Linked DNA regions of Homo sapiens: region 2 is linked to region 1. Evidence: read pairs that join two places in POLR2A ChIA-PET (ENCODE). Cell type or tissue: CD4-positive, alpha-beta T cell. All regions are shown on one strand.

Region 1 (2,500 bases):
CTTATTTCTCCTTCACTTATGAAGCTTAGTTTGGCTGGATATGAAATTCTGGGTTGAAAATTCTTTTCTTTAAGAATGTTGAATATTGGCCCCCAATCTCTTCTGGCTTGTAGAGTTTCTGCTGAGAGATCAGCTGTTAGTCTGATGGGCTTCCCTTTGTGGGTCACCTGACCTTTCTCTCTGGCTGCCCTTAACATTTTTTCCTTCGTTTCAACTTTGGTGAATCTGACAATTATGTGTCTTAGACTTGCTCTTCTTGGGGAGTATCTTTGTGGCGTTCTCTGTATTTCCTGAATTTGAATGTTGGCCTGCCTTGCTAGATTGGGGAAGTTCTCCTGGATAATATCCTGCAGAGTGTTTTCCAACTTGGTTCCATTCTCCCCGTCACTTTCAGGTATGCCAATCAGACGTAGATTTGGTCTTTTCACATAGTCCCATATTTCTTGGAGGCTTTGTTCATTTCTTTTTATTCTTTTTTCTCTAAACTTCTCTTCTCGCTTCATTTCATTCATTTCATCTTTCATCACTGATACCCTTCCTTCCAGTTGATCGAATCGGCTACTGAGGCTTGTGCATTTGTCACGTAGTTCTCATGCCTTGGTTTTCAGCTCCATCAGGTCCTTTAAGGACTTCTCTGCATTAGTTATTCTAGTTTGCCATTCGTCTAATTTTTTTTCAAGGTTTTTAACTTCTTTGCCATGGGTTCGAGCTTCCTCCTTTAGCTCGGAGTAGTTTGATCATCTGAAGCCTTCTTTTCTCAACTCGTCAAAGTCATTCTCTGTCCAGCTTTGTTCCATTGCTGGTGAGGAGCTGTGTTCCTTTGGAGGAGGAGAGGCGCTCTGATTTTGAGTTTCTAGTTTTTCTGCTCTGTTTTTTCCCCATCTTTGTGGCTTTATCTACCTTTGGTCTTTGATGATGGTGACGTACAGATGGGGTTTTGGTGTGGATGTCCTTTGTTTGTTAGTTTTCCTTCTAACAGTCAGGACCCTCAGCTGCAGGTCTGTCGGAGTTTGCTGGAGGTCCACTCCAGACCCTGTTTACCTGGGTATCAGCAGCGGAGGCTGCAGAACAGTGAATATTGGTGAACAGCAAATGTTGCTGCCTGATCGTTCCTCTGGAAGTTTTGTCTCAGAGGAGTACCCAGCTGTGTGAGGTGTCAGTCTGCCCCTACTGGGGGGTGCTTCCCAGTTAGGCTACTCGGGGGTCAGGGACCCACTTGAAGAGGCTGTCTACCCGTTCTCAGATCTCCAGCTGTGTGCGGGAGAACCACTACTCTCTTCAAAGCTGTCAGTCAGGGACATTTAAGTCTGCAGAGATTTCTGCTGCCTTTTGTTTCACTATGCCCTGCCCCCAGAGGTGGAGTCCATAGAGCCAGGCAGGCCTCCTTGAGCTGCGGTGGACTCCACCCAGTTCAAGCTTCCTGACTGCTTTGTTTACCTACGCAAGCCTGAGCAATGGTGGGCACCCCTCCCCCAGCCTCGCTGCCGCCTTGCAGTTTGATCTCAGACTGCTGTGCTAGCAATGAGTGAGGCTCCGTGGGCGTAGGACCCTCCGAGTGAGGCATGGGATATAATCTGCAGCTGTGCCGTTTGCTAAGACCGTGAGAAAAGCTCAATATTAGGGTGGGAGTGACCCGATTTTCCAGGTGCCATCTATCACCCCTTTCTTTGACTAGGAAAGGGAATTCCCTGACCCCTTGCACTTCCCGGATGAGGCAATGCCTCACCCTGCTTTGGCTCATGCTCGGTGCACTGCAGCCACTGTCCTGCACCCTCTATCCAACACTCCCCAGTGAGATGAATACGGTACCTAAGTTGGAAATGCAGAAATCACCCGTCTTCTGCGCGTCGCTCACGCTTGAATGAGAACTGACGAGGGTTTGGAAATTATCCTCTTTCCTTCCCAGCTCCTCCCTAATTTCTAAATGCCAGCTTTTAAAGTGATTTTGGAAACATATTCAATTCTAATGCAGAGATTCAGCCTAATCTTTGAGTACAGTGCTGAATAAACCACCCTCACAGTGCATGTTTTCACTTCATTTCTTCTTGCGGCTTTCCTGAATAAACTAGCTTAAGCAATATCTTTACTCAAGTCCTATGTTCATTCAGTCCCTGATAGTTTAAAAGAATTAGCTTACTTCTTAGCAAAATTGTACTGATATCTGCAAAATTTTATTTAGTTCTGGTATAATTACTCAATGGGTAGGTTTGAGTTGTGGATACGGGTGTGAATAGACCATGACCTTCACTTTCCAGGAGCTCACTTGTCCAGCAAAATTACCAAGCCTGCCACTTATGTAATTTTAATATTCTAATAGTCATATTTTAAAAAGCAAAAAGAAACAAGTGAAATGAATTTTTACAATATATTTTGTTTAATCCAATGTATCCAAAGTATGTAATTGATATAAAAATTACTAAAGAGAGGTTTTTACATTCTTCATTCCTTGTTCTAAGTCTTCAATATCCAGCACATTGAACACATCTCAATTTGGATTAGT
Region 2 (2,500 bases), 170 kb before region 1:
TTCTTAAGAATTCTATTTTGTGTTTATATCTAGAAAAGGAATTTAATGAAGTATTGTGCTTTCTAAGCCCACACGTATTATTACACAGAGAAAATCTGATCATTCTTGTATCTTCAGAAAGGGTGGCATCGTGTCAAATTAAAATTTTGGATTTCTTAATCAGCCAGTGATTTATAAGACAATTTGGGGACAATTTACTTTATGAGTGCCTCAATTTACCTTTTCAACAGCAATGAAAACTTCGTGAGACTCTTTTGTATTTAGTGAAATACACTGGAACAAAGAGATGAAAACAGCGAGTGAACTATAAACTTCTCTTCTATTCTTATTATAGAAAAAATTACTCCAAGCCAGCAATGGGCAAAATATGTAAATATAATGCCCTTAGGTATACATGTAGTGCCTGTTGATTTCAAGGGAAGCCATGCAAATGTATATGAATAGAATTTGATTCTGAGTCTCTTCAGTTGGCTCAACAATTTAGGTTTTCAGTTATATTTATGTTTTACTATATCCCCCAAACAGCTCACAGAATAAATGTATTTTATGTCTTGAATCATCAGCCGGTCTTAAAACTGCTCTTTCTTTCTCTATGTAAATATTCCGACGTAGCTGGTTGCCTAACAAGCTTGCTTAACCATCCAGCAAACTTCGAATCCAAGGCCTATTCATACTTCTTGGTTCTGATATATGACTTTAAACTGGAAAAGAATCTTTTCAAAAATACGTTGCTCCCCAAGCATCACTCTAAGGAACAGAATGTAGCTGGGTTGGCTATTATTTGGGGGTTTGGAAACGCGGCTTAATGATATTCATATTAGAAATGATAAACCTGGAGAGTTATAACTTCTGTCTCCAATATATTAAGTCTGAACTTTGGCTCAACTGCTATTTTGATGGAAAGGTTTGTGCTGTTTCCTGCATTTATTTGAGTTGCCAGACTTCTTAAATGGCTTTTAAATATCTTAAGTAGAGCAATTCACTATTATATAGTAATTTTGTAGTTCTTTATGTTATTACTTGTTGAAAGTTACAAGCAGTGCATTTTTTGTTTCAAAACAAATTTCTATACCCAGCACAATTTCCAGTTTATAGTAGGTGCTCAACAAATACCTGTTAAGTAGATGAATATCAGCTGCTTCTGTATTCTTTTGATTCCTTGCTCTTGCTGTACCTGCATAACCATGAGTTCCAGGTGTCACACTATTGTACCCCACCTTCTACTCTAAAAAATATCAAAATAGGACCTTCGTTCAAGGTCCAACCAGAAAGAAGGAATCACTCTTCTTAAATCAGAGGAAATTTATTTAGTGCAAAGAACAGGTTACACAGGTGCAGAAAGAGCTGAGAAGATGAAAAGAGCACAAGAAAGCAACACAGAGGTTAGCAGTAGCAGGAAGCTACACGCCTAGACTGGAGGGACAAAGGGAGGAAGTGGAGTGGAGGAAGTGGTGTTACCACAGCTCAGAGGCTGGGGGCACCTGATGGAAGCTGAAACCACAGAAGACCATTCTGATAGACACTGATACTAAAGAGGTGATGCAAGAACGTGATACCCGACAGGCACCAGAAGCAGAGAACGGAAGAGGTCCTCTGGCTTCTCTCTTCCTTCTGCCCTCCTATTTCTCATTAGCCAAACACTGTAAAATGCCCGTTGACATGGGGGCATATGGAAGGCAGCCTGCAAGCCTCCCCAGCCCCCTAGACTGAGCAGAGCAGGGAAGGACAAATAATAGATCTGAGAGCAAACAGGCCATGACCTGATCCACTACCAAAGGAAGATATTTGGGAATAATAATAATAATATTTTAGAATAATATATTTGGCAATTTTGTGCTTTCCATTCCCTTCTGACATATCCCTGCCTGCCAGTCACTCTGCCCATTAACTCCTATCCCAGTGTGGCCTCACCAGTGATACTTCACCAGTCCTTTGATCCTGAGAGCCCTTCATGAGGCATAATCCAAGATCAGACAGCTGGCCCTGTACTTTACATGCCACTCGATCACCCATTACAGAGGAATCCAGCCCAGTGGACCTTGCTCCAGAACTTATCCCCCAGCCTCGCAGCTGATTTCACTGCCAGAGATGGTGGATGATTCTCCTGAGCTCCTGGTGGAGAGAGCAATGCGATCTTGGTTACCCAGGCCAACTTCCAAGCTTTTAGTGGTGTGATTAGGGCAGCCTCTGCGTCACCACAATTCCACCCTTATATTTTTCAATGAAGATTTTTTCTTTGGCAATTATTGTCCTTCACATTTTATGCTTCATTTATAAGAGTCTAATTTGCATTGCAACGTACAGACAAGCTACAAATTAAGACATCTTATTACGATTATCACTATTCATAACATTTTTCACTAGGCATCTGCTTTGATTTCTACAACAACCACATGATGTTAAGGCAGAGTTTCCCACCATTGGCACTATTGTCATTTTGGGCTGGACAGTTCTTTGTTGTGGGTTGTCCTGTGCACTGTGGCATGTTTAGCAGCACCCC

What was found. ChIA-PET counts read pairs that join two places held together with the same protein. Peaks named below come from ENCODE experiments on the same cell type or tissue, not always from the same donor. Only the 100,000 strongest peaks of a DNase experiment are listed, where the experiment ranks them.
Region 2: POLR2A ChIA-PET joins it to region 1 with 13 read pairs; 2 of 35 experiments call an interaction of 5 or more read pairs at or near these places.

Annotation. Positions count from the first base shown.
Region 1 is chr15:59,802,761-59,805,260 of GRCh38, reverse strand. No RefSeq gene overlaps it. Among named protein-coding and RNA genes, the nearest start is that of BNIP2, 110 kb to the right of the region's middle. RefSeq lists a silencer at 1,329-1,378 and an enhancer at 1,111-1,639. In CD4-positive, alpha-beta T cell, no CTCF peak of the experiment used is centred here; a DNase peak (open chromatin) is centred at 1,380; H3K4me3 peaks cover 772 bases; H3K27ac peaks cover 437 bases.
Region 2 is chr15:59,975,671-59,978,170 of GRCh38, reverse strand. No RefSeq gene overlaps it. Among named protein-coding and RNA genes, the nearest start is that of FOXB1, 27 kb to the left of the region's middle. In CD4-positive, alpha-beta T cell, no CTCF peak of the experiment used is centred here; a DNase peak (open chromatin) is centred at 1,450.